Regions from separate parts of the Homo sapiens genome. Here region 2 is linked to region 1. A link is an interaction called in ENCODE POLR2A ChIA-PET data of the cell type or tissue named here. Cell type or tissue: MCF 10A. All regions are shown on one strand. Links, peaks and the distances in the headings refer to the core of each region. The heading gives the core; the rest is flanking DNA. Region 1 overlaps SPPL2A (signal peptide peptidase like 2A). Region 2 has its middle 64 kb from the start of SPPL2A.

Evidence for each region. Peaks named below come from ENCODE experiments on the same cell type or tissue, not always from the same donor. Only the 100,000 strongest peaks of a DNase experiment are listed, where the experiment ranks them.
Region 2: POLR2A ChIA-PET joins it to region 1 with 5 read pairs; 10 of 35 experiments call an interaction of 5 or more read pairs at or near these places.

Annotation. Positions count from the first base shown.
Region 1 is chr15:50,747,903-50,758,808 of GRCh38, forward strand. SPPL2A (signal peptide peptidase like 2A) reads right to left here. Exons shown (of 15, transcript NM_032802.4): 2 at 1,734-1,844; 3 at 786-968; 4 at 211-300. Among named protein-coding and RNA genes, the nearest start is that of SPPL2A, 12 kb to the right of the region's middle. In MCF 10A, for the core only: no CTCF peak of the experiment used is centred there; no DNase peak of the experiment used is centred there.
Region 2 is chr15:50,824,078-50,834,983 of GRCh38, forward strand. No RefSeq gene overlaps it. Among named protein-coding and RNA genes, the nearest start is that of SPPL2A, 64 kb to the left of the region's middle. In MCF 10A, for the core only: no CTCF peak of the experiment used is centred there; a DNase peak (open chromatin) is centred at 4,924.

The DNA of each region.
Region 1 (10,906 bases), core at 3,113-8,112:
ACTGAAAACAAACATCCTTTCTAAAGTTTAGGCTTTGAGACACTTGGTGCCAAATGAGAGATGAGTACTTTCCAAACAAAAACTTGATAGGCCTTATAGCTTCTTGTTAGCAAATGGAGCAAATATAACACTCAAAATTAAACATTAGTGATTAAAAATAAAGAGATACAGTATTTATAAACTTTATCTAATATGTAATTGCTAATTTACCTGGTTCATATCTCTAAAGTCTTTGTAGCTTATAAATGCAATCAGTATTTTCACATCAGGAAATTCAGATCTGTTACCTGAGGGAGGAAACTAAAAAAGAAAAAATTATGAAAACTTATTTACTACTAATATATTTATAGAATAAAATACTATTCCATTAAATATAAATATTACGTCTTTCTTTAAGTTATAAGACAAAATTTCAGGTATTCTTTCTTAACACTCTAAGTTCTCAAAATTGAATCCTTTTAACATGAACTTAAACTGATAAATGCTATAATATATATAGCATTTATGATATATTCATATTACATATGTGTAATACATATATATCTCTATATATATGCATATATATATATTTGTTCCTAACAAAGTCTTGTCTGCTCTAGGAATAGAAAAACTGAAAAACTTTCCAAGTAAATGCCTATTAGATCTTGATTATTTATTTACAAAGAATCTTGCCATCAGATCATTCAAAACTCAGCCTCTAAACCACACACAAAGACGTTAATTCCATTTTTGTGAAATTTCACATCATGAACTCAAAATAAGATATGATTGTTTTTATAACTTACTAGGACACTGTTATTGACAACTAACATTGCTTCAGCACCTCCTTTCTGTGCAATTCTGGCTTTTTCAAGAAAATGGCAGCTTCCCCATGGAACCACAACTGCTTTGCTCTTTATGCCAACAGGAGGAATATCAGAAAGGTTGCATAGTGGTGTGGAAGTCAGATTCATCAAACTAATGGAAGTCTGAAAATAAGAAATGTCTTTTTAACATGTTAAAAATCTATTTCATCCTAAATGCATTCAGTTATAAATACTGCCTTTGGTTATCAATATTGGTTTAAGACAATATCTTTTGAATTAGAAATATTTAGGCTTAGAATTAAGTATTTTAAAATTCCCTATTTTCCCAGAGAGAAAAATACTTGAGAAAAATCAATAATTATTTATTAACAACCGTACATGACAATGGTTCACACAATAAAACATAATTATCAGTCATTCTCACTTCTTCAATATTTTTTCTTTTTTCTTTTTAAATAGAGACAGGGTGTCACTATGCTGACCAGATTGGTCTTGACCACTTGGTCTCAAATGATCCTCCCATCTTGACATCCCAAAGTGCTAGGGTTACAGGTATCAGCCATTGTACACAGCCTTCTTCACTATTTTTTTTTTTCAGAGACGAAGTCTCACCCTGTTGCCCAGGCTGGAGTGCAGTGGCATGATCTCAGCTCACTGCAAGCTCTGCCTCCTGGGTTCACACAATTCTCCTGCCTCAGCCTCCTGAGTAGCTGGGACTACAGGCGCCTGCCACCACACCCAGCTAATTTTTGTATTTTTAGTAGAGAAGGGGTTTCACCGTGTTAGCCAGGATGGTCTTGATCTCCTGACCTCATGATCCGCCCGCCTTGGCCTCCCAAAGTGCTGGGATTACAGGCATGAGCCACCGTGCCCAGCCTCCTTCTTCACTATTTTTATGTTTATGAATAGTAACTGTGATTTACTTACTGCATTTTCTAGGGTACTTGGAAGAGCTGTCCAATAAGGGTTATAAAGCATGCAGTAGTCCTTGGTTGTGCCATTTCCAGACGCATGCAAGATTGCTTCCTGAGCGGCTGTCTAGGAGACAAACAATAACTTTCAAACTTGCAATGTTATGGCTTGCCAACAACTAAGGATTTTAATAAAGCTATTTATATGCAGGGTTGATCACATTTCCTTGAGAGGGATGGTCTTCCATGAATTTGTTTCTTCTTGTTTGAGGAAATAAAAAGGATGGTTAGGAATATTAAAACTATACACAATTGCCCAGCACACCTTCTTTAAGGAAGATAGGTCACTTTCTTAAGGGAGTAACAATTATGACTCTTGTTATAAGGGCCGTACCCCAGGGAGAATTCTTGCTATGATGTAATTTCAATACTTGACAGCTGGAAACTTTCCTTTCCAATCTCCTATGAATTATTACTTCATTGTTTATATTATTTTCTTTTTGACACAGAGTCTTGCTCTGTCACCTAGACTGGAGTGCAGTAGCACAATCTTGGCTCACTGCAACCTCCACCTCCTGGGTTCAAGCAATTCTCCTGCCTCAGCCTCCCAAGTAGTTGGTACTACAGGCGCGTGTTACCATGCCCAGCTAATTTTTGTATTTTTGGTAGAGACAGGGTTTCACCATGTTGGTCAGGCTGGTCTCGAATTCCTGACCTCCCAAACTGCTGGGATTATAGGTGTGAACCACCGCACCTGGCCATTGTTTATATTCTATAAAACAACATGTACTCAAAATCCATCAATCTGTCTTACGTTCCATATTCTACTAGGAACTAGGGTACAAAGAAAAAAAGTACATTATCATTTCTAAGTGCTATCTTTGGAAGAGAACCAGCTGGAACTTGAAGTAAATTATTCTTGCTCATGTTTTCAAAATTCTGCAACTGCCTATTCAAAAAGACCAATCCAGAATTTAAAGTACAGAAAAAGAAAAGCGTTGTCTCATTTCCCACTACCTGGAAAGAAAAGCCAAGAGGTAAGAAGTGATTGGAAAGAATAACTATTGTACCTGGGGGGAGAGGAGAGTATAAAATGAAGAAATATCCAAAAATATTTAGAATACACATCACAATAGATTAAGAGTTCACATCACAATTTCCTTAAAACTTGGCTCAATACAAATCCTTCTCTCGTCCTCTGAGCAAATCTTTTTCTAAACCCGTAAGGAAGGAAAAAGAAAGAATGCTTGGCAAATGTTGATGTACTAAGCTTCTGCCACCAAAGCACATTATTAGATTGAATCACATGACATTGCTGATATTTGACCAATTTTAATCTAGAAAACTGGTAGTTTCATACAAGTCAACGTAAGTTTCTAATGAGTATAGAAATGTTCTAATCCCATGCTCTGTTACCTAAAATGTCCCTTGAACATTTTGGATTAGAGGGTTTATGCCATACTTGGGGCTGCACAGCTTATGGATCTAAGCAAGTATAGGGAATTCATAAAACATGCCATCAGATTACATAGAATTAGATAAGGAAATAAGATGTGAAAAAGAGAAATGTAGTTTTCATTCAGCTATATACTTGGTGGCTATGAATGGATTCTGATAGCAGAGATGAACTAGTATTTTACATTCTTATGATATAACAAACTACATGCTAGGTTACTTTCATGCATTTTTTCTGATTCAATGTCACTGTTTTTACAAACAAGGGCTCTGAGACTCAGACAAGTCACTAACGTAACCTACCTAAGGTCATATAGTAAAATCATTTACAGTTCTAGCTAAAGAAGATAATCCTGCAGATAAACATGAAGGTTGCTTAGATTTAATTTAAACATTTTTGGAAAGAATGCTTCATAAGTGAATTGGGTACTTCTTACTGCATCCAACAAAATAACACATTAACATCATGATTTCCTGCACTAGTGATGCTGACTTTGACGATCTGGTTAAGGTGGTAACCGCAGGATTTCTCTAGTGTAAAGACATGTTTTTCCCTTTATGTTTGATGAGTAAGTAATCTATGGCACCATGTGAACAGCCCAACAGCTTCTTCTCACCAGGATATTAGCCTCCATGATGATCCTTAACTAAATTTAATTTCCCATATCATACTAGGGATTACAAAATGGTGAATTTTTAAAATATTGTCATTCCTTCTACCCTTACTGGCTAGTATCCTTTGTTTTTTTCTTTTGTTTGTTTTTTTGTTTGAGACGGAGTTTCGCTCTTGTTGCCCAGGCTGGAGTGCAATGAATGGCATGATCTTGGCTCACTGCAACCTCCGCCTCCGGGGTCAAGCAATTCTCCTGCTTCAGCCTCCTGAGTAGCTGGGATTATAGGTGCCTGCCACCACGCACAGCTAATTTTTTGTATTTTAGTAGAGACGGGGTTTTGTCACGCTGGCCAGGCTGGTGTGGAACTCCTGACCTCAGGTGATCCACCCACCTCAGCCTCCCAAAGTACTGGGATAACAGGTGTGAGCCACTGCACCCAGCCATATCCTTCTTTTTAAAAGAGCTTTACTCTCTCCCCTACCATCTTTTAGTATCAGTAGAGATGCATTAATTTTTTAAAAATTTCAGTGTGGTATAATTACGATGGTTTGTCTGATATTCAAATTGTTCCAAATTTGGGCATTTAGAACCTCTTATAGCTGGCTCTTTGTATCCTTTATGCAAGACTCATGCCTTTAATCCCAGCACTTTGGGAGGCTGAGGCGGGTGGATCTCCTGAGGTCAGGAGTTCGAGATCAGCATGGCCGATATGGCAAAACCCCGTCTCTACTAAAAATACAAAAATTAGGCCGGGCGCAGTGGCTCACACTTGTCATTCCAGCACCTCGGGAGGCCGAGGCGGGTAGACCACCTGAGGTCAGGAGTTTGAGACCATCCTGATCAACATGGTGAAACCCTGTCTGTACTAAAAATACAAGAATTAGTTGGGTGTGGTAGTGGGCGCCTGTAATCCTAGCTACTCAGGAGGCTGAGGCAGGAAAATTGCTTGAACCTGGGTAGTGGAGGTTGCAGTGAGCCGAGATCGTGCCACTGCACTCCAGCCTGTGCAACAGAGCAAGACTCCATCTGAAAAAAAAAAAAACAACCCAAAAAAACAAAAAACAAGTCTTTGAGGACTTCTTGTTTTTTTGACACAGGTATCCTAGGCTGACCTTGTCCTTTATCTGCTATACATCCAGATCCAGCCATTCCATTAAGCTCCTTGTGGAGAGGAAAGATACCCAGATCAGGATCTGGGTCTTAACTGTGCATGCTGCTGCTCAAGTGGTATAACCTTTTTAATAAAAAATGAGCAGCATCTATCAAAAATTGTAATACATAGAATCTTGTGATTCATATCTACAGATATAGTATGCAAAAGCACAAAAATAAATGTATAAGGATATTAACTGTAATATTGTATGTAATAGCAAAAAAACCCAACTTCCACCAATAAGGTAACTGTTACATTATGATATGCACAGTACACAGCTACTCAAAACAAAGAGCTAGATCTATTTCTAGAAACAGAAGATGTCCATAGTGAGTTTTAGAGTGATATTTATAGTATAATCCTATTTTTATATAATGACCCCTCAAGAAGCCCCTACAATGTATCTGTGCATTTATATGAGCTTGAGGAAAAATGTGGAGAGATACATAAAGAGGCTATTAAAAGAAAAGAACATGCAGCAAATTTTGTGAGGGAGCCAGCATGCCCAAACAAGTTAAGCCTTTCCATGACATTTTAAATATCTTAGTAAAATTTCTCATAGATATTGCATAGCTTCGAAAATTCAGTTTACTACAATAGATATGGTAGAAAGGTTAAGAGCATGAGTTTTTAAATGATAGTACAAGGATACAATGCTAGTTTCATCATTTACTGGTTATGTTACAAGTTTTTTAACCTATCTTAAGTTTCAATATCCTCAGCTTTGAGATAACAATAAACACTCAGACCTCACAGTTATGATAAGGATTAAGTTAGATGATGCAACTGTTTATACATATTAATCTCTTAATAAATATATCTAGCACTTTGCCAAGTACTTATGCAATGTAAAAGAAATACAAAAGATTAATGGTTGGAAGATTAGTGGTTACTTGGGTCCTGGTGGGATGTGGAGATAAGGGGTACAGCTAAAGGACATGGAGTTTCTTTCTCTCTTTTTTTCTTTTTTTTTGAGACAGAGTCTCACTCTAAAGCCCAGGCTGGAGTGCAATGGCGTGATCTCGGCTCACTGCAATCTCCGCCTCCCGAGTTCAAGCAATTGTCCTGCCTCAGCCTCCTGAGTTGCTGGGATTACAAGCACCCACCACCACGCCTGGCTAATTTTTGTATTTTTAGTAGAGACAGGGTTTCACCATGTTGGCCAGGCTGGTCTCAAACTCCTGACCTCAGACGATCCGCCCGTCTCAGCCTCCCAAAGTGCTGGGATTACAGGCGTGAGCCACCATGCCCGGACTTCTTTCTTTCTTAAAAGACTTTATTTTAAAGCAGTTTTAGTTTTACAGCAAAATAAAGCAGAGAATACAGAGTTTTGACATAGCCTCTTATCCTACACATGTGTAGCCTCTCCCAGTATCAATATCCCACAGCAGAGTGGTACATTTGTTACAACTGATGAACCTCCATTGACACATCGTCATCATCCAAAGCTCATAGTTTACATTAGGGTTCATTCTTGGTGTACATCCTATGGGTTTTGATAAGTGTACAATGACACATATCCATCATTACAGCATTGTACTACATAGCTTCACTGCCCTAAAATTCCTCAGTGCTCTACCTACTTTCTTTTTCTGATGATGAAAATGTTATAAAATTGGCTGTGGTGATAGTTGCACGTATCTGTGAATATACTAAATACTATCGGCTTATACATTTTAAATGGGTGAATTGTTTGGTATGCAAATTATACGTCAATAAGGATGTTGAAAAAATAACACAAAACAAGAAAGTATAGTCTTACTGGGGAGATTAAAAGCAAACTTGAAACTGATAATCATGAGCAGGAAGTAATTAAAGCCAAAGACTTCCTAGCAAAAACTTTAATAGTTTTTAAGTTATTAAAAACGCAAATTGGCCAGGCATGGTGGCTGGCACTTTGGGAGGCCTAGGTGGGCGGATCAACTGAGGTCGGGTGTTTGAGACCAGCCTGACCAACATGGAGAAACCCTGTCTCTACTAAAAATAAAAAATTAGCTGGGCATGGTGGCCCACACCTGTAATCCCAGCTACTCGGGAGGCTGAGGCCGGAGAATCACTTGAACCCAGGAGGCAGAGGTTGCGGTGAGCCAAGATCGAGCCATTGCACTCCAGCCTGGGCAACAAGAGTGAAACTCGGTCTCAAAAAACAGAAACGAAAACAAAACAAAAACAACAACAAAAAAAACGCAAATTCGGGGCCGGGCATGGTGGCCCACACCTGTAATCCCAGCACTTTGGGAGGCCTAGGCAGGAGGATCACGAGGTCAGGAGATCGAAACCATCCTGGCTAAGAAGGTGAAACCCCGTTTCTACTAAAAATAAAAAAATCAGCCAAGCGTGGTGGCACGTGCCTATAGTCCCAGCTACTCGGAAGCCTGAGGCAGGAGAATCGCTTGAACCCGGGAGGCAGAGGTTGTAGTGAGCCAAGATCGCACCACTGCATTCCAGCCTGGGTGACAGAACGAGACTCTGTCTCAAAAAAAAAAAAAGCAAATTTGGAAGGGCACGGTGGCTCATGCCTGCAATCCCAGCGCTTTGGGAGGCCAGTGCTGGAGGGCCACTTGAGGCCAGGAGTTCTAGACCAGTCTGGGCAATATGGAGAGATCTCGTTTCTACAAAAAAATAAAAAATTAGCTTGGTGTACAGGCGTGTACCTATAGTCTCAGCTACTCCAGAGGCTGAGGTGAAAGGATTGCTTGAGGCTTGGAGGTTGAAGCTGCAGGGAGCCATGACCATGCCACTGCATTCCAGCCTAGGGCCTAGGTGACAGAAGGACACCCTGTCTCAAAAAAAAAAAAAAAAAAAAAAAAAAAAAGAAGAAAAGAAAAAAGCAAATTCTTGGGCCCCATTCCAGACCTACTGAATCAGAAGTTCTGACCAATTTATGTTTTAACAAGCCCTTCTGGAGATTCTGACATCAGTTAAAGTTTGAGAACCACTGCTATAGGAGCAGTGCTTATAGGAGACAAGATCTTGCCATGGTACTCAGGCTGGTCTCAAACTCCTGGCCTCAAGTGATCCTCCCACCTCAGCCTCTCAAAGTGCTGGGATTACAGTTATCAGCCACCACGCTTGGCCTGATATTCTGCATTTCTAATAAGCTCCTAGGTGATGCTGATGGTCAATGGACCCCACCTTGAGTAACAAGGTTATAAAAGAACAGAACAGTGGAAACCACAGTGCTGTGTCAATTAAGTTGGGAAACATACAGAAAATGGGCTTGAAAGTCAGGGTCTGGACTGGGCGTGGTGGCTCATGCCTGTAATCCCAGCACTTTGGGAGGCCGAGGTGGGCAGATCACGAGGTCAGGAGATCAAGACCATCCTGGCTAACATGGTGAAACCCCGTCCCTACTAAAAATACAAAAAAATTAGCCAGGTGTGGTGGTGGGCGCCTGTAGACCCACTTACTCTGGAGGCTGAGGCAGGAGAATGGCGTGAATCTGGGAGGCGGAGCTTGCAGTGAGCTGAGATCACGCCACTGCACTCCAGTCTGACAGAGTCAGACTCCGTCTCAAAAAAAAAAAAAAAAAAAAAAGGTCAGGGTCTGTTTGAACATTACAAGTGCCAAATTAGGTGATCCACTCATACTAGTATTAGATCATTTGACAAAGATCCTTCCTTTTCACCCTCCAAGTTAGAGACATGCTCCAGAATGTCTGAATTTTCCTTTGTAATAAACTGTGGTCTGGTCTTCTATGGCTTCATTAAAACCTTAAAAAAAATTCTTTTAGTAAAAAGTTTAGTATCAAGAGCTAAAAGGGGGTGGGCATGGTGGCTCATACCTGGAATCCCAGCACATTGGGAAGCTGAGGTGGGAAGATCGCTTGAGGCCAGGAGTTTGAGATGAGCCTGGGCAACATAGCCAGACCCCATATCAATTGACAAAAATCATTTAAGAGGTAGAAGGGATTTAGAAATAACATAATCTAGTCTCTTCATCTTATATATGAAACAGATCCAAAATGACCAAAAGGATGAGGTCAGTCTCAGGACTAGAACTGGGCTCTCTAAAACCGAGATCAGTAGTCTTTGAAATCTGCTGTCACTTCAAGTCCCTTCACACAGCTAGATCCCCAAGCACCTCATTCTCAGTGCCCAACCATCACACTCCAGTTTTAATAATGATCACATATTTCTCTGCATTCGCTGTTAACTCCTTCCCTTCTACAATACTGGCATGGGTTTCCTACCGCTTCTCAAGTTCCTCTAATAACCAATCAGTTCCTCCCACATCCTAAATCCTTTCTTTTTTTTTTTGAGACAGAGTCTCACTCTGTCGCCCAGGCTGGAGTGCAGTGGTGCGATCTCTGCTCACTGCAAGCTCCGCCTCTGGGATTCACGCCATTCTCCTGCCTCAGCCTCCCGAGTAGCTGGGACTACAGGCGGCCGCCACTGCGCCCGGCTAATTTTTTGTATTTTTAATAGAGACGGAGTTTCACTGTGTTAGCCAGGATGGTCTCGATCTCCTGACCTCGTGATCCGCCCGCCTCGGCCTCCCAAAGTGCTGGGATTACAGGCGTGAGCCACCACGCCCGGCCCTAAATCCTTTCCTTATACTCTTCTAAATACTCCCAATTCTAGGACTGTAGAGCTCATGGAACTCCTTTCCCTATGACAAATGCTCCTTACTGCTCACCCCCAATCTTCCTTTTACAGGCCAATTCCTTCAGACTGGTCCTGGAATCGAGTGTCCTCCAGGGCCATCAAATCAAGCTCACAACAGAATCTTTATATTCAGCATCTTATTTGATCCTTACACACAAAGGAAGCAAGTTTACTAGCCCATACTGTGAAGTTCTACTTCCTTTTTCTCTGACTTTATGAGGTGCCTGTTATGGTATTCTGGGATCTCATGAACAATTTTAATTTACTTTGTCCAGATCAACTGACTTCAATCATATTCCCTATCATTTTCTTTTCAAATTAAAGAATTTTAATGTTTCCAGCCTGTACAACATGGCGAAACCCCGTCTCTACTAAAAATACAAAAATTAGCCAGGCATGGTGGCAGGCGCCTATAATCCCAGCTACTCGGGAGGCTGAGGCCTGAGAATCGCTTGAACCCAGGAGGTGGAAGTTGCAGTGAGCTGAGATCGAGCCACTGCGCTCCAGCCTAGGCGACAGAGTGAGACTCCGTCTCAATTATAAAAAAAAAAAAAAAAAGGCCGGGCGCGGTGGCTCACGCCTGTAATCCCAGCACTTTGGGAGGCTGAGGTGGGTGGATCACGAGGTCAGGAGGTCGAGACCATCCTGGCTAACACGGTGAAACCCCGTCTCTACTAAAAATACAAAAAAATTAGCCAGGCAATGTGGTGGACGCCTGTAGTCCCAGCTACTCAGGAGGCTGAGGCAGGAGAATGGCGTGAACCTGGGAGGCGGAGCTTGCAGTGAGCTGAGATGGCGTCACTGCACTCCAGCCTGGGCGACAGAGCGAGACTCCATCTCAAAAAAAAAAAAAGAACAATTTTAATGTTTAAATATATCTTAATGTTGCCTATTCCTTTGATCATTTAGAGTCTCACTCTGTCGCCCAGGCTAGAGTGCAGTGGCGTGATCTAGGCTCACTGCAAGCTCTGCCTCCCAGGTTCACGCCATTCTCCTGCCTCAGCCTCCCGAGTTGCTGGGACAAGAGCAGGTGCCCCCCTGGCCCATTTTTTTGTATTTTTAGTAGAGATGGGGTTTCACCATGTTGGCCAGGATGGTCTCGATCTCTTGACCGCGTGATCTGCCTGCCTCAGCCTCCCAAAGGGCTGCAATTATAGGCGTGAGCCATCATGCCCAGCCATTTATGATTTACATTAGAATTCACAAACTCAAATGCCTACAAGGCCAGGCAAGTAATATAAATGCTTAAGTCAGAACTGATTTAAGACCATAGGGCATGGTAAAGCTTGGCAAATTCTGGCCTAAAAACAATCAACTTAAAAAAAATTTTTACTATCTTCAGGGAAGGGCCTATACTTGG
Region 2 (10,906 bases), core at 2,556-7,555, 76 kb after region 1:
TAAAACTAACTAAGGATATCTAGAACAGCATCTCCAATAGAAATATAATTTGTGGCTTGCACAAATACAAGCCAGCCATGTATGTTATTTTGAATTTTCTAGTTGCCACAATATAATAAAAAGCAAAAATAAATAGGTAAAATGTATTCTAAAAATAAATTTTATTTAACATATCTAAAATATTATAATTTCAATTTATTATAAAGATTATTGAGATGTTTTGCATTCTTTGTTTTGTACTGAGTTTTTAAAATCTGGTGTGTTTGTTATACTAACATTATATCTCAATTTGGACTAGCCATATTTAAAGTACTTGAGTGCTCTTGGCTTACTGGTTAATGGCTAGTGGCTACTGTACTGGACCGCACAGCTCTAGGACATAAATGATACTAGTGGAAATCAATAAATAAAAGGAAACAACAGAAAAATGGAGAAAGACTACAATGAAGCAGCATATTGAAAAAGAAACCTGAGGACTTCAGGGGTATTCCATCTCACTAGGAAGAAAAAACTTTAAACAACTAGGCACAATTTTATATTCACCAAATTGGCAAAAACAAGATATTACCGAGTGTTGGTGAAAATGTTAGAATTGAGAACTCTCATGACCTGCTGGTAGAAATGTAAACTGTTGCATCATTTCTAAGCAGCAACTTGGCTTTCTTGTTCTTATAGCAACATGATGTGTTGAGTGAAAAAATAACAAAATGAGGTCTGCAACATAATGTCACATATTTAAATACATTTAAATTTAAACACAAACTCCAAAAAACTCCACGTTTTTTACAGGGCTATATGTGTATGCATGTATATATATCCCTTAAAATATGTATATATATACATGTATATATATATATATGGACATAAAATTAGAGTGGGTATCTCGGGTAGAGGGAGAAAATGGGATAAGAATAAAAATGGAAAAAATCATACTGCTTATAGTTAAAAGTTTATAGTACAGAAGTTCTCATTTTGAGTTCCCAAAACTTCCACTACCAACTCCTTTTTTAGGGGGATACTCTTTTTTTCTTACAATTTGGAGGGAAGTTTTCAACCATTTCTGCATATCATTTTATATATTTGTAAGACAGCCAGGTCTGACTTTTATTGCAATCTTTATGCCAAATCCTCCTAAGTCTATATCTCCAAACAAGTCCTCATAGACTATTTAGTCCTAATTCCTACTGAGCATTTTCCCCATCAGCTAAACTTAACACTGTAAGCATCATTTTCACCTCCATCCTAGATGCTGCTCTCTTTCTAAGCTGTCTTACTTCTACCACTATCATTCCTTCAGTCTTTAAGGAGAGCATTTATAGTAATTTTTGACTCTTTCCTTTTCCTTAACCTTTAGGCAGTTATCAAGGCTTACTGTTTTTACTTTGAACATCATTGCTATCCTATTCCACTGCCACAGTATATACCTGGAAAACTCACTATCTACCTTTAGATTTCCATTCCTTCAGTCCATTTGCAAATTGCCAGATCTCCATATAGCACTATTTTCAACACATTGCCTCCTTGCTCAAAACCTCTAACAGTGCCAATAGTGAACTTTTGTTGTCTATTGGCTGCTCAGTATTTATTTCTCCTTCACACCTCAACTTTCTTTTGGGGATTATCTCTTTTATTGGATTAAAAAAACCCAACTATTAATCTCTTTTTCAGCTAAGGGAAGGACATATAACAAACTAGGGCTTTGGAATGCTCATTCCTCTAATTTGAATCCTTAGCAATGTAATAAAGAGATTAAACATGGTTGCATATTCATTCACGCTCGCATGGAGCCTTGGCCTGCTTCAAGCCTACTTTTCTAGTTCCTACTTTTTAGCCTTAGAGTCCACTTTGCTTTCTAATGTTTCCAGGCCTGGTTCTCTAGTCTTTGCATTTGTTCTGGGAGCTCCTCATATTTTTCCAATAAATTCCTCTCTTGAATTTTCCAGAATTTGTTTCAGATGCATGCAAGCAGAGCCTGACTGATCCTTTCTCCACTGTACAAAGTATAAACTTCTTTACTGGTCCCAGATCTTCCATAATCTGGCCCCAGCCTTGTTTTCCTTTACTCACCAAAACCACAGCCAGCTGTCACTTTGTGACTGGAAAATGCCACGTTAGTCTTGCTTCTGGAATGACCTCCTCTCTTTCATGCATCTATACTATTTACTGATTCTTCAAGGTTCTGCTCAGTGTTTGTTTTCATTAGGAAAACAAATTTTATGCCCTATATTAATTTCCACTATCTTTGAAATCTGTTAGCATTTAGTGTCTGTTATTAATTTTTCAGTCGGAATCAACTAGTTTTTGTATTTGTAGAAACATTTGATGGGCCAATCTCCAATCCCCTCCCCCAATAATTACCTATTCCATTGTTAGACAACTATAGTTAAAAGTTCTTTCTTGCATGAAACTTAAATTTCTCATCCTACCACCCATTAGGTCGTCCATCACTGGTTTCAGCTTGGCATTCCAGTAAATTAATAATATCTTGAACATAGATCCTGTGCTTTAGCTAGTGGTTATTCCTTTCATCTTTGTGTCATCCGAGAAATTGGTAAGGTTGCCTTCAATGTCTGTGTCTAGGTTATTGATAAAAGATATGAAAGAAGGCCGGGCATGCTGGCTCACGCCTGTAATGCCAGCACTTTGGGAGGCTGAGGCAGGTGGATCATGAGGTCAGGAGATTGAGACCATCCTGGCCAACATGGTGAAACCCTGTCTCTATTAAAAATACAAAAAATTAGCTGGGTGTGGTGGCACGTGCCTGTAATCCCAGCTACTCGGGAGGCTGAGGCAGGAGAATTGCTTGAACCCAGGAGGTGGAGGTTGCAGTGAGCTAAGATCACACCACTGCACTCCATCCTGGGCAACAAAGCGAGACTCTGTCTCAAAAAAAAAAAAAAAAAAAATTAAAGAGAAGTGGGCCAAAGATGGGCACTTATTTTATTGGATACATCTATCTAGGTATAGTCATTGAATATGATTTTGTAAACAGCTGTGAATCCTTTAATAATTTGCATTGTGTGTATTTTCCAAAATGATGCTGCAGGAGAGTTTGTGAATGAACGGCTTTGCTGAAATCAACATATACTAAGTCTATGATACTCCTCGGAGCTACTGATCTAGTTACCCTAACAAAAAATAATAGGTTAGTTTGTCATGGTTTGTTCTTAGTGAATCTATGTCATCTGCTGATGACCACCACGTGCATTTTTAAATGTTCACAAACCAAATATTTAATAATAATTAATTCTAGACTTTTCCTGGTGATAAACCTCAAGCCTTGTAGTTCGCAATTCCTGATTTTAAATCAGAACCCTCAACCATTTTGAGCCGTCTGTCACCTCTAATCTTCTCTGTGAATTCTCAAAGGTTGTTGATAATGGATTTTGAGAGCTGTATGCTTCCCTTATAGCATGCTTTGCCTGGGTCCAGGCACTAGAACAACTTTAGGGCAATTACACTCTGTGACTTTTTATTTATTTATTATCTACTTACTTATTTTTTGAGACAGGGTCTCGTTCTGTGGTCCAGGCTGGAGTGTAGTGGTGTGATCACAGTTCACTGCAGCCTCAATCTCCTGGGGTCAAAAGATCCTCCTGCCTCAGCTTCCCAAGTAGCTGGGACTACAGGTGTACACCACCATGTCAGACCAATTTTAAATTTTTTCATAGAGACAGGGTCTCACTATTTTGCTCAGGCTGGTCTCGAACTCCTGGGCTCAAGTGATCTTCCTGCCTCAGCCTCCCAAAATGTTGGGATTATGGGTGTGAGCCACTGTGCCTGGACCACTCTCTGACTCTTTACTAATCCTAGGCTGTAATACTCTCACCATCTGTTTTCCCTCAATTTACATTTTAGTATATATTTTTAAATTATGAAAATGATATGTGCTCATTATAAAACTATTTCAATATTACAGAAATTTACAAAGTAAAAATAAAAAGTCCCTCCCTCAATCAATCCTAATGCCCAGTGGGAACAGATTGGAAAGTATCCTTCTAGACATTTTTTATGCATTACCAAACATTTTTATGTAATTTTAAGATGAGATTATACCCTGTGTACTGTGCTGCAATTTAGTTTTTTTCACCTAACAATGTATCATTAACATCGTTTTGTATGGGTTGTATAGCACTATCTCTTTTTTTTTTTTTTTTGAGACAGAGTCTCGCTCTTTTGCCCAGGCTGGAGTGCAATGGCATCATCTCAGCTCACTGCAACCTCTGCCTCCCAGGTTCAAGCGAGTCTCCTACCTCAGCTTCCCAAGTAGCTGGGATTATAGGCACCTGCCACCATGCCTGGCTAATTTTTGTATTTTTAGTAGAGATGGGGTTTCACCATGCTGGCCAGGCTGGTCTTGAACTCCTGACCTCAGGCGATCCACCCACCTTGGCCTCCCAAGTGCTGGGATTACAGACGTGAGCCACCGCGCCTGGCCACTGTCTCATTTTTTAAATGGGCACATGGTATTCTTTTGTAAGCACTGCAAAAATACATTATTGTACATATACCTGTCTTCCTTCATCTCTTTTTCTACGAGGGCACATACTTTCCCTTGAGAATGAAGGGGAAACTGCAGGTGCATAGGGGACTACCTAGAGAAAATAAGGAGAAGAATGATTCTGCTCTATCCTGGAGGCTCTTAAGTCCATAGTCATATTGTTATCTTGACATGGCAATTTATGGCTTATGATTGCTTTCATATTTCATTTGATCTTTATTCAAACCTATGAAGTGGCTAGACCCGACAGTAAAATCATTGCTATTTTACAGTCTCAGAGGTATTGAGTGACCAGCCTCATGCCTCACAGCTAGTTAGGGACAGTATGCAGTTAGAATCCATGTCTTCTATCTTTCAGTCCACTGCTATTGCACAATGGACAGCTGCTCCCTGCAACCACATGTGGGAGGAGAATTGGGAGGACTGAAAAAAAACTGTGTAGTGATTCACAGGGAACTTGGGATAATGGTCGTCAAGAATGTGCTATGTCAGCCAGTTGGTGTCGTGCTGAGCAGTGTTGGTTTGGGTTTTTTTTTTATATGGTGAGAAAGAGAATGAATGTCTCTCCATGTGTTTCTAGGTATATCAGTGATTTCTGCTTTCACAGTAGAGACAGTCATAATAAGCATATGCACTTGTATCCTTAAAAGTAAGGCAGAGCATTATTCTAAGCGAAGTAACTCAGGAATGGAAAACCAAGTGTCTTATGTTCTCACTTATAAATGGGAGCTAAGCTATGAGGATGCAAAAACATACAGAGTGATATAATGGACTTTGGGGACTCGGGGGGAGGCTGGGAAGGGGACAAGGGATAAAAGACAACATATTGGGTACAGTGGACACTGCTCAAGTGCCAGGTGCACACAAATCTCAGAATTCACCACTAAAGTACTCATCCATGTAACCAAAAACCACCTGTACCCCAAAAACTATTGAAATAAAATTTAAAAATAAACATTTCCAAGGGAAATAAGCAACTCAGTGTCAAATATTGAAACACTGAAAAAAAAAATCTGTTTAAATAGGCTTACTATACTTTCTCCTGAAATTGGATTAATGAAACTTGAATAAAAATAACTATGTTTAAAGAAAAAAAAATATAAGGCAGAGGTTCTTTTTTTTTTTTTTTGGAGACGGAGTCTTGCACTGTTGCCCGGGCTGGAGTGCAGTGGTGTCATCTCGGCTCACTGCAACCTCTGCCTCCTGGGTTCAAGCAATTCTCCCGCCTCAGCCTTCCAAGTAGCTGGGATTACAGGTGCCCGCCACCATGCCCGACTAATTTTTTTTTTTTTTGTATGTTTAGTAGACATGGGGTTTTACTATGTTGGCCAGGCTGGTCTTGAACTCCTGACCTCAGGTGATCCGCCTGCCTCAGCCTCCCAAAGTGCTGGGATTACAGGCGTGAGCCACCGTGCCCAGCCAAGGCAGAGGTTCTTAACCCTGTTTGCACGTTAGAATCACCTGGAGAGCTTTTAAAAAGCACCACTCTGTGTGGTGGCTCATGCCTGTAATCCCAGCACTTTGGGAAGCCAAGGCGGGCAGATCACGAGGTCAAGAGAGTGAGACCATCCTCGTCAACAGAGTGAAACCCCGTCTCTGCTAAAAATACAAAAATTAGCTGGGCTTGTTGGCACGCGCCTGTAGTCTCAGCTACTCGGGAGACTGAGGCAGGAGAATCTCTTGAACCTGGAAGGCAGAGGTTGCAGTGAGCTGAGATGGCGCCACTGCACTCCAGCCTGGGCGACAGAGTGAGACTCCGTCTCAAAAAAAAAAAAAAAAAAAAAAGACAATTTAACAGAGCTTTCAAAGTGAAATACAAAATCTCTACAGTAAACTTTCTCCCACCTACAGGGTTAGCAGTAACCAAATTTACCCTGGACAAGAATGTGTCAAATAATCTAAAAATTCTCAGTCATATTTTAGAGACAAGTATGTAATAAATAGATATTTGTTGAGTGAATGAATGATTAAATGAATGACCAAACAGAAACCACTTAAGAATCTATTTACTAACAGAAAAAAGAATCTATTTACTTACAGTCATTTACGCCAGTTCATCAGGGTATTTCTTTGAGAGCCTGCCCCATATCAGCAGTAGTAGCTTCCTATGTCTGCCAAAACAAATAATCACAAACTGGGTGGCTTAAAACAAGAGAAATTTATTTTCTCGCCATTTTGGAGGCCGGAAATCCAAAATCAAGGTATTGCTAGGGTTGGCTCCTTCTGGGGGCTGTAAGGAATAATCTGTTACGTGCATTTCTCCTATCTTCTTCCTTTTTTTTTTTTTTTTTTTGAGATGGAGTTTGGCTCTGTCACCCAGGCTGGAGTCCAGTGGTGTGATCTCGGCTCACTGCAACCTCTGCCTCCTAGGTTCAAGGGATTGTCCAGCCTCAGCCCGTGAGTAGCTGGGATTACAGGTGACCGCCACCACACTGGGCTAATTTTTGTATTTTAGTAGAGACAGGGTTTCACCATGTTGGCCAGGCTGGTCTTTAACTCCTGACCTCAGGTGATCAGTCTGCCTCGGCTTCCCAAAGTGCTGAGATTACAGGTGTGAGTCACCGCACCCGGCGCATTTCTCCTATCTCCTGACATTCCTTGGCTTGTAGATGCATAACTCCAATCTCTGCCTTCATCTTCACGTGGCTTTTCCCCTATGTCTCTCTTGTTTCTCAAATCTCCCTCTCTTTTCTCTTATAAGGACACAGTCATTGTCTTCATAAGGACACAGACCACCCTAAATAAAGGATGATCTCATCCTGAGATTTTCAATTACATCTGCGAAGGCCTTTTCTTTCTTTTTCTTTTTTCTTTTTTTTTGAGATGGAGTTTCACTCTTGTTGCCCAGGCTGGAGTGCAACCTCCGTCTCCCAGGTTCAAGCGATTCTCCCGCCTCAGCCTTCCTGAGTAGCTGAGATTACAAGACATGAACCACCATGCCTGGCTAATTTTGTATTTTTAGTAGAGACAGGGTTTCTTCATGTTGGTCAGGCTGGTCTCATACTCCCAAGTTACTTCAGCAAGTTACATACTCCTGAGTTACTTCACCAAGCTCAGATGATCTGCCTGCCTCGGCCTCCCAAAGTGCTGGGATTACAGGCGTGAGTCACCATGCCTGGCCACAAAGGCCTTATTTTCAATAAGGTGATATTCATAGGTACTGGGAGTTAGGACTTGGACACATCTTTTTGGCAGCCACCATTCAACCTACTACACCAGTAAAAGTCACTCATACTGTGGTCCACACTTGTGTCCTACAAGTGAATGATTTTTTATTTCCACAGCTGCTTTCCAGCAGACAGTAGGATTCTATTTGACTAGTGCAAGTATGGCTTTAACTTTCCATTAATGTCACCACGAATCATGAGGAACACACCCATCTCTGCAGCCAACACTAATGAGGTCATGTTAGGTGTCTGGACCTTGCATGATAACAATCTAAGGAAAATCACAAATAGAAAATAATCTTTTCCTAATTTTTTGAGAGGTACAGTCATCAAATACATTGAGATGTGAAAAATGACAGTATCTTTAAAAATACAGAAAAACAAGTCACATCAAGCACATTAGAGGATTCCTTCCTCATTAGCTCAACAGTTTTCCCTGAATTAAAGTTTTTCAGTATTCAAATTTCTCAAAAGCCTGTATTACAAAAATGAAATGAAAAAGTTATTGTTCTTCAGCAGATATGTATAACGATAACTTCTAAATTAGAATGAACCCACCAAAATACATTTTTTTCACATACAGTGTCTTTTGGGTACATGAAGGGCTTATTTCTTCTCAGTGAATTGTGATTCAAAGTGCCTGGCTGGCTTGCAGCTTATCACGCTGAGGATTTGAGCACCAGCTGCTCACCCTGTTCATTCAGGTCTGAATAGATGGGTCTCACTATCCAATATGATTCTTCTATGAATAACAATCATTGCTTCTTACCTATTTCTTTTTCCTTCTGGATTAAATTATGTATTTTTTTTTTTTTTTTTTTGAGACGGAGTCTCGCTCTGTGGCCCAGGCGGGAGTGCAGTGGCGCAATCTCGGCTCACTGCAAGCTCCGCCTCCCGGGTTCACGCCATTCTCCTGCCTCAGCCTCCCGAGTAGCTGGGACTACAGGCGCCCACCATCGCGCCCGGCTAATTTTTTTTGTATTTTTAGTAGAGACGGGGTTTCACCGTGTTAGCCAGGATGGTCTCGATCTCCTGACCTCGTGATCCGCCCGCCTCGGCCTCCCAAAGTGCTGGGATTACAAGTAAATTATGTATTTCTAAAGAATATTTCAATAAAAAATTTTATCAAACATACACAAAAATACAGGGACTCTCACAAAGTCATCACCAAGATTCTAGAATTATCAATATTTTTCCATACTTACATATTATTTTTTGCTGAAACATTTTATTTTATTTTTGCGACAGAGTCTCTCTGTGTTGCCCAGGCTGGAGTGCAGTGGCATGATCTTGGCTTACTGCAACCTCCACCTCCTGGGTTCAAGAGATTCTCCTGCCTCAGCCTCCTGAGTAGCTGGGACTGCAGGCATGTGCCATCATGCCCGGCTAATTTTTGTATTTTTAGTAGAGATGGGGTTTCACCATATTGACCAGGCTGGTCTCAAACTCCTGACCTCAGGTGATCCACCCGCCTCAGCCTCCCAAAGTGCTAGGATTACAGTTATAAGCCACTGTGCCCAGCCTGCTGAAATATTTTAAAGAAAATCCTAGACATTATACCATTTAATTCCTACACCCTTTAGTATGCATCTCTAAAAATTATAGACATTTTCTTACCACACGTAATACTGGTATCATATCCAATGATAATTCAGTATCATTTAATAGCCAGACTATATTCAAATTCCCCTGATTGTCTCAAAAATGTCTTCTTGGGTTTTTTGGTTTGTTTAAATAAGGATCAAAATAAGATCTACATATTAAATTAGATTGCTAAGTATTTTCAATCTCTTTTAATCTAGTAGAGAATTTTTCACAGTGGCACTGTTGACATTTGGGACTAGATAATTGTTGTGGGGAAAGTTGTCAAAAAATTTGGACAATTTTTTGACAATGTCCCCTGAGGATAAAATCACCCTTGGTTGAAATCACTGATCTAGTATACTAGTATAGTCCCCCCACTTCATATATATATATATATATATACACACACACACATATATGTATATGTATACATCTGCGTATATATGTGTATATATACGTATATACACACATCTGTATATATATACGTATATACACACATCTGTATATATATACGTATATACACACATCTGTATATATATACGTATATACACACATCTGTATATATATACGTATATACACACATCTGTATATATATACGTATATACACACATCTGTATATATATACGTATATACACACATCTGTATATATATACGTATATACACACATCTGTATATATATACGTATACGTATATACGTATATATACTATATATACGTATATATACATCGGTATGTCTATATATACATATATAGACATATATATACACATATATACTTATATATGTATATATACATCTGTATATATACGTACGTATATATACACGTATACATATATATACGTATATGTGTATATATATGTGTGTGTATATATATGTGTGTGTGTATATATATATATGACATTAACAGGCCAGGCGTGGTGGCTCACACCTGTAATCCCAGCACTTTGGGAGCTGAGGTGGTGGATAACCTGAGGTTGGGAGTTTGAGACCAGCCTGGCCAACAGGGTGAAACCCCATCCCTACTAAAAATACAAAAATTAGCCAGGCATGATGGCTTGTACCTATAGTCCCAGCCATTCAGGAGGCTGAGGCAGGAGAATTGCTTGAACCCAGGAGGCGGAGTTTGCAGTGACCGAGACTGCGCCACTGCACTCTAGCCTGGGCTACAGAGTGAGGAAAAAAAAAAAGAAACAAACAACAAAAAAAAAGGACATTAACTTATAGAAGAAATTAGATGAGTTTTAGATGAGTTGTTTTGTAGAATGTCCCACATTCTGAATTTGTCTGCTCTCTCATAGTATCATCCAACATATCCCTCTAAGACCTATTCCCAGTAAGTGGAAACTAGGTTAACTGAGTCTCAGAATATTGGTAGTTTCAATATTTTTGACAAAAATAGTTCAAAGTTGGTGCCATGTATTGTATTTTATATTGTATCATCTCAGGAAGTCTAGCATGTCTGTGTCATTATAAGTGATGCTAAGATTGATCAGAAGGTTCAAGTGGTAATGTCTGATCCTTTTATTGTAAAGTTCTCAATCTTTAATTTAGTAGTTTTAGCCATTGATGAGGTTTGCCTGTTGTATCGACTATTTCATTATGTTGTAAAATAGAAAATTTATAATGTATTTTTCCTTTAATTTATTAACTGGAGTT